2 separate regions of the Homo sapiens genome follow, and region 1 is linked to region 2. Evidence: read pairs that join two places in POLR2A ChIA-PET (ENCODE). Cell type or tissue: Panc1. All regions are shown on one strand. Each heading gives the region's core, and the rest is flanking DNA. Links, peaks and the distances in the headings are about the cores only.

Region 1 (8,000 bases), core at 1-8,000, 130 kb before region 2:
GAAGGTTTAAAAGTCATTAATGGTTGAAACATGGCTATAAAATGTTGGTCCCACCTGCAGGGTACTTAAAAAACTTGCTCAGATGATAATAAGGGCACGTGCAGTAGCAGAAGCTGCGTTCACCTGGCTTGGCTGGGTTCTCATGGCTCCCAGGGCACACCGCCTAGCCTCTGGGCGCATCTTCCCTCTCCCAGAATGAGCACCACAAGGCCTACATGAACCAGCTGTTAGGGAAGGGAAAGGATGCAACTCTGGGAACCTCTCGTTGAAGGCCAAATGGGTAATTCTCTTGTCCCACCATGGAAATTCTATGACCAACTCCTCCTCCACATTTCCTGGCACTGGCTGACCATCTTTAATTTTTATGAGTTTTGTATATAGCTGCTTGAGATACATGTGTTTTGAACAAGAGGAAAGTGTGACAGACAGAAACACAGCCCTGCTGGCCCCCTCTTGCCACAGTGACCCTGGGCCGTGAACCACCTGGAGCTGTATGTGGGACATTCAGAACACCCAGCAGTTTGTGGAGCTCTGGACGCATCTCACAGGCAAGTTTTACAAGTTGCTGAGAGAGGCCATTTTAAGGAAAATCTACATAATTCTTCCCAACAGGCCTGGTACCCACAAACCCTGCGAGTCCTGTCATGCTATGACAAGAATAAATGTGTTTGTAGAGGTAGAGATGGTACTGTTCACCTCCCAACACAAGGAAGTGGTCATGAAAGTGGGACAGGTGAGGGCTTGGACCTCATGACAAGCCCAGTGGCCAAGGGGTCAGGACAGGGCATGTCCCATCACGGTGCAGGGCAGACAGGAGAGCAGCCACAGCTCATCCACACACAGTGACAGGGAACAGGACGCAGAATCTTAAGTGAAGGTGAACCCAAAACAAGACCACGGGGCTTAATCAACACAGCTCCAGGCCGTCAGAGGAGCTTGGAAGCAAACTGCATGAAGGCCGAGTGGCCTTGGCCTCACCAGGGCGGGTGATGGGAGCAGTGTCTGAGCGCCTGCGAGCTCCTGTCTACCTACACAGGACCTGGGCCGCCCTCAGGTGTGATGGTGCGGGACGGGGCTGAGGGACAGCACTTCACGGCTCTGCCGCCCACCGGACGGCCCCATCACTGGGCCACAGCCTGCCAGTGGAACTCCCCTCTGATTTGCACCAGCACCTCCGACAGGCCATAGAGAAAGGGGACTCCGAACGCAAGCAGCTGGCACATGAAAAAGGAGTCCAGAGGGTTTTGGGCCACTTGTTGCCCGAATGAAGAAATGTTGCTTTGGAGGTGCTGGCTCATGCCCTTGGCCTTGTCACAGAGGCCGAGGGAGTGACGCGCCACCCAGCCAAACAAGGAAGTGAGGCTACCTGGGGTTCTCTCAGTGGAGCTGGCCACGGCGTTGGCCCGTCCGTTTGCATCTGTGGTGGCGCCATCCTGCAGGGGTCCTTTGGCCTCCTAGGAAAGTTCATGAGAAAAAGAAGAGTGACTCTGACTGATGCACTCAAATCCTCAAATCCCTAGAGGCACTGACAATCTGACACGCTGGTTTTAAATTTTATTTATTTATTTATTTATTTATTTATTTATTTATTTATTTAAGAGACAGGGCCTTGCTGGCACCCAGGCTGGAGTGCAGCGGCATCATCATAGCTCACTGCAGCCCCGACCTCCTGGGCTCAAGCAATCCTCCCACCTCAGCCTCCTGAGTCACCCGGAGTCAAAGTCTAGATCCACCTAGGTGCACCTCTTCCTGCCAGTCCCTCTGCAGGCAACAGAAGCCCTCAAGGGGGACTGACAGGCAGGCGTGCTGACAAGGTGGCAACCATGCTGAAGAGACTGCTGGGTTCACCGCGACAAAGACAGGTGGAGAAGCCACCCTCATTAAAAAGAGGATAAGGAAGGAAAAAATTCACAGACAAATAACTCACAGAACTAGTGAAAGGCCCCGCAGGCAGGGCGCCCTTTGGGTGTGGGGAGTGAGGGTGGGGCCACCGAGGGATCCTCCCAACAGTCTCCTCTCCCACCCTGCCCTTCTGGAGGAGGCTCTAATCATGTGGAACATGAGGCGGCATCACCCCAGTGGCAGGGTGTCCTCTCAGAAAGATGTGTGTTGACGAAGGCAGATGTCTACGCAGCTGAGATGGAGAGCTGCATCATCTCCTGGGTCCGACTCAGGGGGCAGGTGGAGCCTTTACCTTAGCGAGGCAACCTCAGATCATCCATGAAAAGATGGTTCCCTCTCCACCCCGGACTGCCACTGCATTTCGGGCCCTCCCCGTTCCCAGGAGAGGCAAGGACGCAGGGGCATTTGCAGGTTGGCCGCCCCCGGCCCATAGCCACACTGCTGCAACACCCACTGCTTCTCCCCCACTTACAGGAGAGTCACCATTACCTTTCCAGACAGGGGAGCCACTGCCGGTCTCTTCCTTTGTGCGTAGCCAGAGAGTCGATAGCAGTAGTGTGGCTTACAGTAGAATTTACCTGCAGACAGCAAGAGGCAGGGACAGAGGCGATGAGCCAGGCACGGATCCTGAACGTGCCTCCCTGGTCTCAGCCACTCCTTTCCATCTCCTCCAGCCTCACAAGGCCATCAAGCCACCCAGCCTTCCCTGGGCCCAGCTTTCTTGTCCAGAGAAGCCAGTTCCTCCGGGTAAACTTTGATTCTAGCTCTCCTCTCCCTTGGCCTGAAGGGGGTCTTTTCCTTTGGGAATGTGAAGGCCATTGAGCCATCACCCAATCAGTGCCCAGAGCAAAGATGTGAGGCCTGTGTGGCAGGGCCAGCAAACAAAGTGGCAGTGTGTGAGGAACAAAGATGTGGTCACATGAAACGCTGGGAGTAGCATTGCTGGGGAAACCAAGAATGAATACAAGTGCAGGGTGGAGGCGTGGAGGCTGCAGGGGTGGGGCATCGCCTGGCATTGGCTCTGACAGGCCCATCTCTGCTGCTCCCCCTCCCGCACCCTATCTCTCACCCCCTCCCAGTCCCCTCAGAGGGTCAGGATCAGCAGGAAAGGACATTAGAAGACAAAAAATACTGCAATGGACTATGAGTAGGATGGAAGGGAACAGCATAGAACAGAACAGAATAGAATAGAATAGAATAGAATAGAATAGAATAGAATAGAATAGAATAGAATATAGAATAGAATAGAATAGAATCCAGAGTGTACTGTGGCATGATGAGAATAAAACGTTATTTCTTGGAACTTGCAGCTGTGTCTGGGTCTCAATGTAACGTGCATCCCCGTGGGGGGTGTCGTCAGAAAAATCTGAACACCACTGAACTTGGCTTTTCCCATGACTCTGGTAATGGAATTAACCCACGCAGTCATTTTTTTCTGACTCTTTTTTACTCTCACTTAAAGAGCGACTGACGACTTTTGAATCTCAAGTGATAAACCCTACTATAGAAACTGTTGAAACAGAAGTAATCCCATTTCATTTTCCTCATTTGTAGAGAGTGCTTCTTAGACAAATGAGCTTTCCTGATCTCAAAGCTACAATAAGAGGACCTAAAAGTCAAAGAAAATAAAGGTAAGATGGCATTCTTCCCTTTCCCTTTCCCTGATGATCTGATTATATCTTTCTTCTTTTCCTTCAGAGAAACTGACTTGTTTTACCTGCACTCCCTATCCAATGCTGAATAAATCTATTAGAAAGACACAGATTTTAAATAATTTTCATAATGCCTAGTATACTTTCTCAGACAGAATGTTTCACTGGCCACTGGCACTTGGCCAGGATGCAGAGACTCTACAGTGGCAACACCTGACAGCCAAAAGTCCGCCAGTCTTACCGCCTGTTTCTCCACCAGGGGAGTGGAGCCACGGGTTGTTGCCTGGAGCCTGGCCACAACTTCCTTTTCCCATCTGAATAAGCCACTCAGCTTTTGTAAATGTTGGCCACCAATAATTAGGATAAGGTAAGATGTATGAGTGCTTGGATCATGCGCTACTTGTTTTGGTCTGTTTTGTATCTCATTCTTTAAGAAATACCCCTCCTTCCTCCATGAGACTGACAGGGGCTGGCAACCACGTGGCCTGACCTTCCACCACCAGTAACACATGACCCAGGCCGCTCGGCAACTCACTCCCTCCACCCCACCCAGGACAGGGTGCTCTGGGGACTGGCATGTGGCCAAAGGCAGGCTCGCTGGAGACGTTATGGGGATGGTGAGGGAGGTGAGGGAAGGGGCAGCCCTTCCCTGGGGACTGCTCTCTGGATGGAAGCTATAAAGTTAAGGCTTCAACTGTCATCTGCATTGGGTTTCTATTACTTGTAACCAAGAGCCTTGCTTATTACAGTAACAGAAAACTAAAATGTTATCATGGCTTTCATTTCTTCCTTCTATTTTTTTCCTACATTAATTTGCTTGTTTTTGCAAAAGTGGAAACCCAGATCTTAAAGTATAACTCAATTGAACTCAACTGAATCCTCCTTGAACTCTGCTTTGGTATCCTAAACTAATAAAGAAAAGAGGTTTACATTTCAGAAACAAGTCCTCCAAGCCTAATCAAAAAGTTCCAGAAAACTGTTTTCTCTAGGAAGGCAGTATAGATGATGCGAGCAATGTGAGCGCTAAGTGTGATCTCCGTTCCAACACTGTCTCAACTGCTCAGTAGCCGTGTGAACTCATCTGTCTTTTGGAAAATATCTCCTCCCATGGAGAAGAACACAGTACCCACCTCATAGGTGGAGATATTCAATGAGGTGGCACAAGTCACGTGTACGCATCTCCCCATATCCTTTCCCAAACTCAACACGATGGCACTTTTTGCTTTTTAAATTAAAAAAAAAAAAAGCTAATTTTAATGTTAACATTTACCAAGTGCCAGACACTATTTTAACTGCTTTCCATCTATCAACTCATTTAATCCCCAAACAAGCTGGTGAGGCAGGTGCCATTAGTACCCACCTCTTTCTCAGCGAGGAACAGGAGGCCGAGTGACCTGCCCAGCGTGTCCCACAGTCAGTGAACCGCAGAGGCGGATGTGGTCCAGGATGCTGGTGCCAGAGCCTGCACTACCATGACACTACTATGCTTGCCTCAGTGGTAAACCCAGCCTTGCTATGTTTTTAATTAGCTATGAATTGTGGGTGATTCAGTCAAGTGACTGATTCTCAATGGTCCAAATTAAGGAATCCTGATAACTGAATATGGGAGTAACTGGAAAAGGGAAATGGAGAAAACAGGTGGCCACAGGGCAAACCCAAGGTCAAGTGGGCCGTTCATTCATTCATTCACCCAGGCCCGAGTGCCACTGTATGACAGCTACCAATCTGAACACCGAGAGCCCCCAGGCAAGCAGACAGACTGGTTCTCCACTGAGTGCCCCCAGGCAAGCAGACAGAATGGTTCTCCACAGACGCATGGATGAGACAGTGCGAGCCCTGCATGGAGAACCACACAGGCGCACCGGTGCCTGGGCAGCTGCCTTCTATCAAAAGAGCCAGACCCCTCTCTGAGGAGCGCCACATGGAGATGTGAAACACAGGCGTCTCACCCTGTGGAGACCAGGGGGTGTGCTCCAGGAGAGGACACAGCAGAGCCACGTCCTAAGGGAGCAGTGGCTTCATCATGCTTATGGGATGGAAAGACACTGGAGCAAAGAGTGCAGCATGCTGGGGGCAGCTGACGGCAGAGGCTGGGGTGGACACGCAATGCTCTCTCCACCTGGGACAAGGTTGTGGGCTCTGTCTGCACGGCAGCGGCTAGGACACTGGTGAGATCCAAGTCACACCTTTTAAAATCCCTCCGGTTGCTCTGTGGAAACAGACTGGGGTGTAACAGAGGCAAGGAGACCAGTGGTCCAAGTGGAAGATGCATGGCTGGCTTGGAGGCTGCTGCAGGGATGGAGACAGTCTCAGGCTCATCACTGACGAGGGCCACCCTGCACACACCACCTGTGGAGGTAGCGTATGTCTCTTCTCAAGATGACAGGGAAGGGCCTGACACTAATTTTGAGTCCTTGTCTTAAGAGCTGGCAGCGATCACAAATGAGCTAATGCTTTGCAAAAAAAGAAACAGCAGCTCTGTGTTTGAGCAGACGGCATCCTCCAGAAAGAGCTGAAGACAGAACAAATAGCACCACAAGTAAAATATGGGGACATCTTCAAATATGATTCTTAATTTACTAGTATGGAGTTGGCAGCAGGCCTGGAGTCACAATCCCTGAATCTCTGACCTGGAATGAATCTCAGGTGTCATCTGGTGCAAGTGAGCTATTACTAGTTGTGTCAATTTGGACAAACAACATACAAGTTCTCTGAACTCAGCTTCCTGACTTCTAATTACAGTAATAAAAAGTTACTTAATGGGGTTGTTGTGAGGACAAAGGGCGTGATGTGTTGGGGCGCAGCACAAGGCCTCGGTTACTTCCTCCTGCCACAACCTCCCCAGCTTATTCTTTGTTCTCTGAGCCTCTTCAGTTAGACTTCTGAGACACTTGGCAACTTGGATAAAAAACAGGCTAAAACTTCGGTGCCCCTAAAGTTCCTTCCTGGCTCTAGTCCATCTGTCCTCTGACAGATGAGGGGAAGGACTGTGGAGGGGCTAAGCTGATGAAAATTTTATCTGGGTTAAAATTTGGGGAGCTGGTTTAGAACGGCTGTCTTCTCTGCTCCAGTGTTAACAATACTGCACTCAACCAGGCTGGCCTCATCCTGTCTCGGCCTCTCACTGCCACCCGATCTCCCACCAGGTGCGCACCTCTGCCCTCTACTCAGTCACCATACCCTTCTCTCTCAAAGTCTAGCCAAGGGTCAGGGAGGTCATCCCAAGATGCTCTTGAACTTCACAGATTTCCTCCTCCCCTGTGCTTCTACAAAGCGACAACCTAGGCTGTGTAACCGAGCCTTTCGCTGCACACACTCGTGTCGCCTGCTACTCTTCATGGGTCTCATCCCCATAGGACAGTGAGCTCCTGGAGGCACACATTACACTTCTGCATCTTTCACAGAATGCAGCAAAGATGCACACACACACCCATGGGCAAAAGTACCTGTAGATCAATTAGCTGCACCTTGCGACATCTTCTTTCCGGGCAGACTCCACGGTGAGAGGCTAACTAGAACACCCTGAGCATCAGGGACAGCTCAGCGAGGTTGGGTGGCTCCCTCTGCCAGGCCCCATCCTTGAGATCAAATGAGCTATCCAGAGAGCAGGTGTGTGTGAGAGGTGGAACAGAAGACTTGACAGCAAACAATCTGCCTGCCTTATCTAAACAGCGTCCTAATTCTTTCATTCTTCCCCGACTCGGGAGTGCTTTTTACCAACATAGCAGAAGGGCCAGGCACCATGACAGGAGTCAGCCTTTCTCGGCTCACCTCTCTGGGCTCCTTCCTTGCTCCTTCTAACAGAGGTGACTGTTTGTTCACCCTCAGGACAGCTGAAGTGACTAGGTCCTAACGGCATGGCATCCCTCTCCTATATGACCTCACTTTATAATCTCACAGTCACGCAATCTTCTATCAATGTCAAGGTCTTTATGCCACCTTATAAAGATTACTGCCTCTCCTATTAATCTAGGCCCCCTCATTACTCTGGAATCTATAAGACTGCCTCCCACGAAGTCCCTCCAGCATCCTATAGGAATGGGGCTGGGGGTCCTCAATGCAGGGTCCTCAGATGGCGGCCAGCCTGCCTCTGCCCATCACGATGGCTCTATCGTCTGTGTGCAGAATTCTCTACTGTTACCTTATCAAGGTCTTTTCACTGTAAAAACTGGCAGCACATGTTGCCAAAGACCAGGCCTTGAACACCACAGTAAATCAGATTCAGGCCCTGTGCAATGGTTCGCAATCCACCAGAGAGAGATCAGACAGATGCCAGAGAGGTGTTAACACGGGCCACCTTGCAGACATCTCCAAGAGCAAAGGTCTGAGAACCCAGGGGCCTGAGACCCAGCTCCAACTTGCTGTCATCATCAACCTTAGGCAAAATATGTGACTTCTATGGATGTGCAAGTCCCCTTCCGTAAAGACAAAAAACCTTATTTTTAT
Region 2 (12,041 bases), core at 1-8,000:
TCATCTAGGTTTGAAGCCCCGCATGCATTAGGTATTTGTCCTAATGCTCTCCCTCCACTTGCCTTCCTCCACCCCTGGCCCAGCTCATTCTCTTAAAAGAATCATCACAAAGGAGTTTAGCTGGGGCAATAATGGATCTGCTTGGGTTCCACAACTTGGGAATCAGAAGGAAGAGAAGGGCTTCTTCATCTTTTCCAGGAGCAGGGCAGCCCTCAGCACTCTCTGGATTCCCAAGGCACAGCCCCCAGGTTCCTGAACACACAGTGTCTTAAGTGCCCCCCGGGAAGCCCCCCTGCGCCCACACTCTCCTCCCAGTGCTTCAGAATTACCTCCTGACTCTGCCCCCTGAGAAGCAGGCCAGGAATATTTCAAGGAATATGCCAACTAACCTCAATGCACCTCTCCTGGCACTTCAGAGAGAGAACTCAAGAGTGAAGAGAGGGAAATATGGAGGAGGGGTCTGAAGACAGGAAGCGGTGACCCCCCAGGACGGAGGTAACCCCGTGGAATATGCCCAAGTCAGTTGCCCTCAACTGGTCTGTGACACCACAAGTCCAAAACCCAATGCCTTCATCTAAATCCTGACGCCACCACTTGTTTTAGCCCTCTGTGCCCCACTTCCTAGTGTGAAAAGCAGGGATCATAACAGCACCCCGTCTGTCCGCTGTGGTGAGGACTGAGCGCGTTAAGACACGTGGGCACTCAGGACAGTGTGGCATGGCCAACAGTCTCTAAGCATCTCTGATGCTGCCATCGCTGCTGTGCTCATCAGCGCCAGGTGCTGCTCTCCCACCCCTGTCCCTGTCCCATCACAGCCTGACAATTCTCAGCCACAACAAGGAGCTTTGTTGGTGGAGGAGGGAGGAATATGGCTAGAACCTCTGTAAGCTGACTTTCTGTGGGCTGGGGACAGTCCACGCTAAAGGGTAGCTGCCATTCCCCTGGGGGCTCCAGGTGCCAGGAGTGAGCACTCTGCATCTTCCCCCTGACCAAGCTGCTCCTCCTCTCTTGGCTTCCAACACTGGCACTGGCCTCCCGGGACCCATGCTACCTCCAGACTTCAACTGGCAACAGAAAAGAGACAGAGGGCTGGGTGCAGTGGGGTGCCTGTAATCCCAGCACTTTGCAGGGATCACCTGAGCCCAGCAGTTCAAGACCAGACTGGGCAACACAGAGAGAGCTTGTCTCTCCACAAAATTTAAAAATTAGTCGGGTGTGGTGGTGTGGGCCTGTAGTCCCAGCTACTCAGGAGGCTGAGGTTGGGGGATGGCCTGGCCCAGGAGGTCAAGGCTGCAGTGAGCCGAGATCATGCCACTCCAGCTGGGGCCACTCCAGCCGGGGCCACAGAGTAAGACTCTGTCTCAAAAAAAAAAAAGAAAAAAAAAGAAGCATGGGCAGGAGAGAAGAGAAGCCTGGGACCCACTAAGGTTTATTTCGCCTTTACACAGGAAAAGTCAATAAAAGCCACTAGTTAACCACAAGGCTGTGCTGTCCATCCCTCTCCTGCCAGAGTTAACCAGACCGAATCTCCTGCCAGAGTTAACCAGACTGAATCCTTCAACAGATATACAATTCAACAGACACCTGCAGACGTGCCTAATGCAGGAAGACTCCTCACTAGATTCCCTCACACATAACACACATGCACTCTGAGCTGGGCGCTAGAGAGACACGGCCTAACAGAACACGAAAAAGATACTGTTGTCCTTGCCAAGGTCCTCACTACTTAGCAGAAGCTCTTGCCCTTCCGCTTCCACCTTTCATCAAGGTATAAGCCAACAGTCTCACTTCTTCTCTCTTCTTTAATCTGATTTCTGTCCTCCCTTTTTCTTTTAAGAGACAGGGTCTCACTCTGTCACCCAGACTGGAATGCAGTGGTGTGATTATAGCTCACTGCAGCCTCAAACTCCTGGCCTCAAGTGATCCTCCCACCTCAGCCTTCTGAGCAGCTGCGACTATAGGTGTACACCACCATGCCCGGCTAATTTTTAAAATTTTTGTAGAGACAGGGTCTCACTATGTTGCGCAGGCTGGTCTCAAACTCCTGGCCTCAAGCAATACTCCTACCTTGGCCCAGCCTCTCAAAGTGCTGGGATTACAGACGTGAGACATTGCACCCAGCCTTTTCTTTAATTTTTTTTTTTTTTTTTTTTTTTTTTTTTGGGACAGTAGGGTCTTGCTCTATCACCAAGGCTGGAATGCAGTGGTGCGATCTCCGCTCACTGCAGCCTTGGCCTCCCAGGCTCAAATGATCCACCTACCTCATCCTCCTGAGTAGCTGGGAATACAAGTGTGCAACACCCACACCTGGCTATTTTTTGTATTTTTTTTGTAGAGACAGAGTTTCACCATGTTGGCCAGGCTGGTCTGGAACTCCTCACCTCAGGTGATCTGCCCACCTCGGCCTCTCAAAGGGCTGGGATTACAGGCATGACCCACCACACCTGGCCTCTTTTCTTTTTTAAAACTGCGGCAATCATCTCTCCTCTGTTGAACTCACCAATGAGAAAAAGTCAATGGGGCCAGGCATGGTGGCTCACACCTGTAATCCCAGCACTTTGAGAGGCTGAGGCAGGCAAATTGTTCGAGCCCAGGAGCTCTAGACCAGCCTGGACAATGTGGCAAAACCCCATCTCTACAAAAAATTTTAAAAATTAGCCAGGCTTGGTGGTGCACGCCTGTAGTCTCAACTACTCAGGCAGTCAAGGTTGCAGTGAACCATGATCGCACCACTGCACTCCAGCCTAGGTGGCAGAGTGAGATGCTGTCTCAATTTAAAAAAAAAAAAAAAAAAAAAAAGGCTGGGCACAGTGGCTCACACCTGTAATCCCAACACTTTGGGAGGCCGAGGCCAGTGGATCACAAGGTCAGGAGATCGAGACCATCCTGGCTAACACGGTGAAACCTTGTCTCTACTAAAAAAAAAATACAGAAAATTAGCCGGGCATGGTGGCAGGTGCCTGTAGTCCCAGCTACTCGGGAGGCTGAGGCAGGAGAATGGTGTGAACCCGGGAGGCGGAGCTTGCAGTGAGCCGAGGTCGTGCCACTGCACTCCAGCCTGGCCCACAGAGCAAGACTCCATCTCAGAAAAAAAAAAAAAAATGCAATCAACTGCAAGGCTTGGGGTGACAGTTTCCTGGTCATTCTTCCCAGTTTTTTTGTGTCTTTATAGCTAGAGATGACTAAAGCCCACCTCCAAGAAAACAGCAAGTCACGTACAACTGAAGCCCATGGGGGCAGGATGCTGTTCTCTCCACCGGGGCAATCCAAGCACCTGAGTGTCTGACACCACCCATCACCCAGGGGATCCGAGCTGAATTCTAAAGACTGGAACCAAAGATGACAGAGTGCGTGGCTGGAGAGAGGGGGAAGTCCACAGAGTTTAGGTAAATTTCTGAACCACATCCCCACCACGCCCACAATGTACTGCATTGAAGTACACCGGAAGCTAAAGACCAAAAAGGAATCAGATTTTCAGCTCTGCCACCTAAAGCAGAAACTGAGGGCCTTATTCACCGCACAGACTTTAGCCCAAGTGCCATGCCTCCAGTTTCACAGTTTCACCAGCAGCTCAAGCAAAATGGCCTGGACACTAAAGATGGCCTCTGGGTCAGAGTATCACTCATTTCCTCTGTCCACAAACCACTTTGATTCTCTTTGATTCTCTCTGTCCCTCATCTCCCCATCTAGTCTTTTTTTTTTTTTTTTTTTTTTTGAGACAGAGTCTTGCTCTGTCACCCAGGCTGGAGTGCTGGAGTGCAGTGGTGTGATCTCAGCTCACTGCAACCTCGGCCTCCTGAGCGCAGGCAATCCTCCCACCTCAGCCTCCAGAGTAGCTGGGACCACAGGTACACACCACCACGCCCAGCTAATTTTTGTACTTTTTGTAGAGATGGGGTTTAGCTATGTTGCCCAGTCTGCTCTCAAACTACTGGGCTCAAGCAATCTGCCCACCTCAACCTCCCAAAGTGTTGGTATTACAGGCATGAGCCACTGCGCCCGGCCCATCTGGTCTTATTAAATACTTCATTCTCTGCAAATGCAGACGTTTTCTCAGCTCTGATTATTTTTTCTAAAGTAATGACCCCCCACCTGGCTAGATGAATGCTTCTAGCAAAGGAAAAGACCAGAATGTGAAAATTGTACTGCAATAGAACATAAAGCCCGTCCAACCCCACCTCCCATCAGACCTGGGGTGGTGGCAGCAGCAGGCGTCAGGGCTCTCAGGCCTGCCCATTAGTCATCCCTAAGGCCCGTTAGCACACGGGTTAGGAGGAGCACACACTCTGGAATCAGAAAGCCCAGGATTGAACCCAGCCCTGCTTTCAGTCAAGGCTTTGTCACTCACTATCACTCCCTTGACCTAGGACCTCACAAAACCTTGTCATCCGTAAAACTGGGGATGATAAGTTCTACCTTGAATGTTGTTGTGAGGAATAAATGAGGTAATGTCTATGCAGCACCTAGCACAGATTCCTGCAGATAAACACTCAATAAATGTTAACTATCATCCACTACCTAGTCATCAGAAAAGCACAATGATCTGGTATCTTTAAGTCCTTCCGCTTCCAAAAAAAAAAAAGAAAAGAAAAAAGAAAAAGATGTGTGGATTTTTTCCCCCTAAAGGTCTCAGTGAAGTGAAACTTAAGAAGGAAAACCTGGGCCGGGTGTGGTGGCTTACGCCTGTAATCTCAGCACTTTGGAAGGCCAAGGAGGGTGAATCACCTGAGGTCAGGAGTTCGAGACCAGCCTGACCAACACGGTGAAACCCTGTCTCTACTAAAAAATACAAAAAATTAGCAGGGCGTGGTGGCAGGTGCCTGTAGTCCCAGCTACTTGAGAGGCTGAGGCAGAAGAATCGCTCGAACCCAGGAGGCAGAGTGCATGAGCCAAGACTGCGCCATTGCACTCCAGACTGGGCGCGACAGAGCAAGAGACTCCGTCTCAAAAAAAGAAGAAGAAGAAGAACCCAATTCAAATCCCAGTTCAGGGACCAACTCATTTGCAACTTAAAGCAAATCATGTTACCTCCATTTCTTTGCCTATAAAATGGGAATAATAGACTCTATTAAACTTTAACGACTTCAGAGACAATTAAGAATCAATGAGATAACAGGTCATGAAAAAGCTTTCACTTCCTCAAGTAAAAAGCAACTAAGTAGTAAATCCAGAGCATAATAATAATAATAATTATTATTATTATTATTTTTTTTTTGAGATGAAGTCTCGCTCTGTATCCCAGGCTGGAGAGCAGTGGCGTGATCTTGGCTCACTGCAACCTCCACCTCCCAATTCCCGGTTAAGCAATTCTCCTGCCTCAGCCTCCCCAGTAGCTGGGATTACAGGCGCGCACCACCACGCCCAGCTGGTATTTTTAGTACAAACAGGGTTTCACCACGTTGGCCAGGCTGGTCTTGAACTCCTGACCTCGTGATCCGCCCGCCTGGCCTCCCAAAGTGCTGGGATTACAGGTGTGAGCCACCGCGCCGGGCCCAGAGCATAATTATTATTAAAATGCCAGGCCCCATAATATTATGGAACATAAATAAGCCAATGATGGCTCTTATTTTTTCTAGAACATTAGATTTGATGCCCTTTTCGTCTGTTCACATGGAACCTGCTACAAGACGGAGAAGGCAAATGGCTGCTCCTAGCAGATCCCAGTTCAGAGGCACGGCCCAGCAAAGCTAGCACTCTGCCAATGGTCAGGCTTCGACCATCTGGGCCACTTCCCAGAAGCCAGTGCCAGGAGAAATTAGGTAATTCATCTGGTTCCACCTGGACATGTGAAACCAACGACAACCAAAATCCTCACCTGCAGGACTACTCGACAGATGCAGGAAAGGGTCCCCTTTGACCCTCTGCTCTTCTGTACTGAATGGTGTACCACTCTTCCAGGGCATGTGCCATCCTTCCTTTAAAGGGCAACACATGATCCAGGAAGAAGAGCTCAATTTTTCCTTATTTTTACTTCTAGGACCAAGACGTGAGTTTCATTTTTAATCTACCACAGAAATGTCTGGAGAGCTGGAAGTTTGAGTGGGAGGAGGAATGGGGGGGACCTCATTACCCTAATTTAAAAACGGAGCATGCAACCAAAACTGCATCCAATATCATCATCCCCAGGTCTCTCAAACCCAAGGAAGAGAGGAAAAATTTACTTTTATGTTTATTGAACATCTGCTACGTGCCAAGGACTGTGCTAAGTTCTTCACGTACATTATTTCCAAAGCCCATTTTCTCTTCCACACCTAGTAACACCATGGAATAACCACCACGGAACAGGATCATCCCAGGTGGGGGTTTGGGGGGAGGAATTACAATATGCAGTCAAGTTTAAGACGTTTCAAATGTTAGCGCTGTAAACACAAATAAACAGCCTTGACTGAGGAACCAGGTCTGAGTTCTAAAGTATCCTTTACAGGAGGAACACACAAACCATGTCTTTCCTATAATTATGAAATTAACTCAAGCTGTTGAATACACTATAAAAGAGATTTAAAACTTCTAAACCTGGAGCACAAGAAAAACTCACTATAAGACTTGAACAATCTGGGGCTGGATTTCTGACCTGAGAAGTACATCTGGCAATCAAATATGGAATGAACGGCATCCTCTGAGAGGGCTGCAGAGATGTGCTCACGGGAGAAGGTAACCACAATGAACTGGCCTGTGTGCGGCCAGGTAACCAGAAGGCGGGGCTTTCCCGCAGGCGGCAGCGACTGTAGGAAGATGTCTTTCTCAGCTTAAAACCCAGTTCATCCTCATCCCTGGAGTACAACGACTGTCTATGGAGCAAAGTGTCAGATGGGACCAAATACACATTGGTGGCCTGATATTCAAATGTCATCCTCTCCATGCACATCCCACTAAAAACAAGCTTAGGGGGAAAAAAAAAAAAAAAGCTGTCCACCTGTCCACAGTTGACCTTCATTCCTCTACATCAACCCGTTTCACATAAATCACAATTAACATCTGCATTAAACACCATTAAAAGAACACAAATGTGGTTTGAACTCTTGGACATACTTTCTCTGCATTCAGAGTCAGGAAGACCAGCCAAGATACGGGGCTGGTCCCCGCCCCTTAACGGGATGCGGCACAGAGGCCTTGCCTGAGGGGCCTGCCAGACCCCTTCGTCCCGGCTACCTACTGAGCAAGCGGGGTGGCGGCTCACCAGTGCCGCATGCCAGGCGGAGGGTCTCGCTGCGGCTGGCTTTCTGCTAGGCCAGGCAAGCCCGGTTCCGTGTAGGGCTCCTCAAGATGGTTTCTTAGCTGGGAATTTCCCATGTGCCCCGGAGACCTCCAAAAGCGCGGTCCCCTCGGAAGGCAGCCAGGGAAGGGGCATCACTGAGACTAGAGGCGAAGGCGGCTGCGATCGCCCGGCCGCGCCCACCGCCCCCACAAACGGAAAGGCGCGCCGGGGTCCTCTCGGCCACCTACCTGCCAGGGTCGCAGGAGCCCACGCTTGGCGCACGCTAGCTCCAGGCCGGGGCAGCGGGACGGGGAGGCCCCGAGGGCCAGGCCGCGGAGGCAGGACCCGGCGGAGCCTCGGCCCGGAGCCTGCGGACTCCGGTAAAGACAGAGACCTCCCCCGCCCCAAAAAGCACCCCCCGACCCCGCACCCAGAGCCGGGCTAAGCCCCCACCCTCCGCCTCCCGCCTGAAGCGGGCAGCCTCCCCGCGCTTCCCCGCGCCTGCTGCCCCGGAACTCAGGACCAGCCGGCGCACCTGGCCACGCATCCTCCGGCGGGAGGTGACCACACGGGAACGCGAGGCGGGGGCTTCCTCGCGCCCCGCCGGCCGGACGCAGGGTTATAAGCGCAGCCGGAAGGAGGCGCCCGCGCCGCGGCGGCTCCCGGCTTCGGCACTGCCCGGGCGGGAGGCTCGGCGCGCGTCCGCTCGCGGGGCCACCCGCTCCAGAACCGCCCGCCGGAACCAGCCCGGTGCCCGAGACCCCGAGCTCGGGCGCGAGCAGGATGCGGCTCCCCGGGGACGGTTGGCGCGGGTCGGAGTCCCGAAGCCCCGTTCTTACCTCTGCCTCATACTGCGGTGTCCCTCGGCGCCGGCGTCGCTGTGGCGGGCCAGTGCCGCCCTGTTCCGCAGCCCGAGCGTCCGGCGCGGTAGGTAGCAGCCGGAGAAGCGGCGCAGCCGGGGGATGGGCGGGCACATGGAAGGGCGGGGGTTGTGGCCCTCGGGCCGGACCACGGGACCCCAGCCTCGGGGGCGAGATATCTCAGTACACCTCGAAAACTGGCAAGCGGCCCCCGTCCTCAGGGACTCCATTGCTACTTGCACGCTCAGTCTTGCCAGAATCTCACGGGATATGTGCAAAAGGCAAAGAAATAAGCTGTCGCCACGCCCTTCGTCCTCTCCGTCCCCCTGCAGGATCCATATGGTACATTCCTCAAAGCCCAACGGGAGACGGGAAAGAACTGATTGGTTGGGAATCTTGGAAGGGGCGAGAAGCCACATGAAGTGGCCAATGGAGAAACCCGGTGGGCATATCAAAGCCTGCCCCCGGAGAGAAGAGAGGATGTATTTAAAGGGGACTTGTTGGCCGGGCGCGGTGGCTAACGCCTGTAATCCCAACACTTTGGGGAGCCGAGGCATGCGGATCACTTGAGGTCAAGAGTTCAAGACCAGCCGGGCCAACATGATGAAACCCTGACTCTACTGAAAATACAAAAATTAGCCGGGCGTGGTTGCACGGGCCTGTAGTCCCAGCTACTCTGGAGGCTGAGGCAGGAGAATCACTTGAACCCGGGAGGCGGAAGTTGCAGTGAGCCGAGATGGTGCCACTGCACTACAGCCTGGGCAACAGAGCGAGACTCCATCTAAAGAAAGAAAAAATAATAATAAAGGAGACTTGTTTGTTGCTCTTAGTTGCCGCAAAATGAAACTAGGATTTTCATTCTAGTTGGGAAGCAAAGAGGTTAGGGGGAATTTCAAATTTTTGGAGGAGGGCGCTAAGAGAAAATATAGAGCAGAGGGCGGGCGCGGTGGCACACGCCTGTAATCCCAGCACTTTGGGAGGGAGGCCGAGGCGAGCAGATCACAAGGTCAGGAGCTCGAGGCCGGCCTTACCAACATGGTGAAACCCCGTCTCTACTAAAAATACAAAAAATAGCCAGGCATGGTGGCGCGCGTCTGTAATCTCAGCTACTTAGGAGGCTGAGGCAGGAGAATCGCTTGAACCCAGGAGGCGGAGGTTGAACTGAGCCCAGATCGTGCCATTGCACTCCAGCCTGGACAACAGAGTGAGCCTCTGTCTAAAAAAAAGAAAACGAAAATATAGAGCGAATTGAACCAAATATATCTTGTATGACCTTGAGCAGGTAAGTACAACCCTCGGCCTCAGTTTCATCATCTGGTCCAATGAGGATACTGGAATGCACTTGGTGTCTGATGGCCTTCACACACTTCATGTGTGATCCTATCATCCTTTGCACAGGAATAGCAATACCTGCAAATATTCTTCAACTTTGAGCATTATCCACTATCTTAAAGAACTTTAGGCTGGGCGCGGTGGCTCACGCCTATAATCCCAGCACTTTGGGAGGCCAAGGCAGGCAGATCACGAGGTCAGGAGATCCAGACCATCCTGGATAACACGGTGAAACCCCATCTCTACTAAAGATACAAAAACAAAATTAGCTGGGCGTGGTGGTGGGCGCCTGTAGTCCCAGCTACTCAGGAGGCTGAGGCAGGATAATGGTGTGAACTCGGGAGGCGGAGCTTTCAGTGAGCCAAGATTGCACCACTGCACTCCAGCCTGGGCAACAGAGCAAGACTCCATCTCAAAAAAAAAAAAAAAAGAACTTTAGTTGAAAGTCGATAGACTTTCTGACACCTACTTTCAGCGACAGTATCAACCCCACCTTTGGTAAAGATGAATCCTGTCTTCTTTCTGGGTCCCTCATCTCTTAGAGAAGAATATTCTTCTTATGTGTGGGGCCCTCCACCTCCAAGTAGTTCATAATTTCTACTTCTCCAGGAAGCACCCCTTTCTCTTCCTTCTCCCTTCCTTCTCATAATCAGACAAAACTTCGATTAATAATTCATTCACCCAATGAGCTGTCCACAATTCCTGCCTTCAGCAACAAACCCCACTGCTCACCCCTCCCTAGAGCTGCGAAAGTGCTCGTCCCTAACTCAATCTGTGACAACCATTCAACCACACATGGCCAATTGTGCTTTCATCCACACTACAAGCCAAATTTCAGACTTTCTAACCACTCCTTGGGGTCTGCTCTGTTTTAGAGCTTTACACCAGCCTGCTAGGCTTACAATTTGGCTACCAAGCTTCAGCTCCATCTTCTTTAGTTCAGAACTTTTCAACCTCCCAACAGCTGGTCACCCCACTGCCACTCAACCAGCTTCCAATCACGCAGGGAGTCTGGGATACCCTTTCTTTATTTTTTTTTTTTTAAGATGGAGTCTCGCTGTGTTGCAAGTCTGGAGTGCGGTGGTGCCATCTCAGCTCACTGCAACCTCCGCCTCCCGGGTTCAACTGATTCTCCTGCCTCAGCCTCCCAAGTAGCTGGGACCACAGATACCTGCCACCACACCTGGCTAATTTTTGTATTTTTAGTAGAGACAGGGTTTCGCCATGTTGGCCAGGATGGTCTCGATCTCCTGACCCTGTGATGTGCCTGCCTCGGCCTCCCAGAGTGCTGGGATTACAGGCATGAGCCACTGCGCCTGGCCCCTGGGATAGCCTTTCTAATACCTCCAGATAACTCATCTTCCAACTATAATCCAAAGAGCTCTGGAAAGTGCATCCCTCCATGAAGCCTTCCAGATTGATTGCCAGAAGCTGCTAGCTTACAGAGCTTCCATTTCTACTCTGTGCCTTGCCATAACCCAACTGTCCATGCTCTCTGCCCCAATATACATTTCTTTTTTTTTTTTTTCTTTTTCTTTTGAGACTGAGTTTCGTTCTTGTTGCCCAGGCTGGAGTGCATGATCTCGGCTCACCACAAACTCCGCCTCCTGGGTTCAAGCGATTCTCCTGCCTCAGCCTCCCGAGTAGCTGGGATTACAGGCATGCGCCAACACGCCCAGCTAATTTTGTATTTTTAGTAGGGACGGGGTTTCTCCATGTTGGTCAGGCTGGTCTTGAAATCCCAACCTCAGGTGATCCACCCGCCTCGGCCTCCCAAAGTGCTGGGATTATAGGCATGAGCCGCCGTGCCCGGCCAATATACATTTCTTATTGACATATTTCCCTATCTCCCTGATGGCCACAGCAGCAGCAGCCACAGCTTACATTTATTAAGTGCTCACTATGTGCTAGGTACTGTTGGGAAGTGCTTTGCCCGCATTATTTAACTTCACCCTCATATCAATTCTGTGATGTTCCTTATTATTCGCCTTAGTACCGTTTTGCCTTCCTGAGGAAAACACAAGAGCTTAGTGAAACTGATCTGCCCGAGTGCACACAGAGGTCTGACATCTAGTGCCCCCACCATAACTCCACAACGCAATACTGTCTTGAGTTTCTTAAGAATCTACTGCATGCCAGATGAAAGATAATCTCATATATTTACTTATTTATTTTTATTTTTATTTTGTTTTTTTTTATTTTTTTTGAGGCAGAGTCACACTCTGTCACCCAGGCTGGAGTACAGTGGCGCAATCTCGGCTCACTGCAACCTCTGCCTCCTGATTTCAAGCGATTCTCATGCCTCAGCCTCCCAAGTAGCTGAGATTACAGGCTCGTGCCACCACGCTTGGCTAATTTTTATATTTTTAGTAGAGATGGGGGTTTCGCTATCTTGGCCAGGCTGGTCTCGAACTCCTGACCTCAGGTGATCCACCTGCCTCGACTTCCTAAAGTGCTGGGGTTACAGGCGTGAGCCACTACGCCAGGCCTCATACATTTATATTATGTTTACATTTATTTCTATACCTATAATATCATTTCAGTCTCAAAACAGTCATGTGAGGAGAGTTGGTAGAAGTCTATTCACAGATGAGGAAGGAAACTACAGCTCAGAGAGCATGACCGTTTGGCTAAGGTAGCAAGGCTGGTAAGTA

The links. Peaks named below come from ENCODE experiments on the same cell type or tissue, not always from the same donor. Only the 100,000 strongest peaks of a DNase experiment are listed, where the experiment ranks them.
Region 1: POLR2A ChIA-PET joins it to region 2 with 18 read pairs; 3 of 35 experiments call an interaction of 5 or more read pairs at or near these places.

Annotation. Positions count from the first base shown.
Region 1 is chr22:17,863,533-17,871,532 of GRCh38, forward strand. It overlaps MICAL3 (microtubule associated monooxygenase, calponin and LIM domain containing 3), which reads right to left. Exons shown (of 32, transcript NM_015241.3): 18 at 2,392-2,480; 19 at 1,367-1,454. LOC124905075 (a long non-coding RNA gene) reads left to right here and starts at 3,219. Exons shown (of 3, transcript XR_007067998.1): 1 at 3,219-3,305; 2 at 3,457-3,533; 3 at 3,706-3,785. In Panc1, for the core only: no CTCF peak of the experiment used is centred there; no DNase peak of the experiment used is centred there.
Region 2 is chr22:17,993,359-18,005,399 of GRCh38, forward strand. The region is part of intron 1 of MICAL3 (microtubule associated monooxygenase, calponin and LIM domain containing 3); the gene reads right to left. Among named protein-coding and RNA genes, the nearest start is that of MIR648, 18 kb to the left of the region's middle. RefSeq lists enhancers at 490-990, 991-1,491, 3,083-3,282, 8,133-8,829 and silencers at 7,378-7,487, 7,618-7,807, 7,818-8,197. In Panc1, for the core only: a CTCF peak has its summit at 7,821 (motif pointing right); no DNase peak of the experiment used is centred there; H3K4me3 peaks cover 1,389 bases.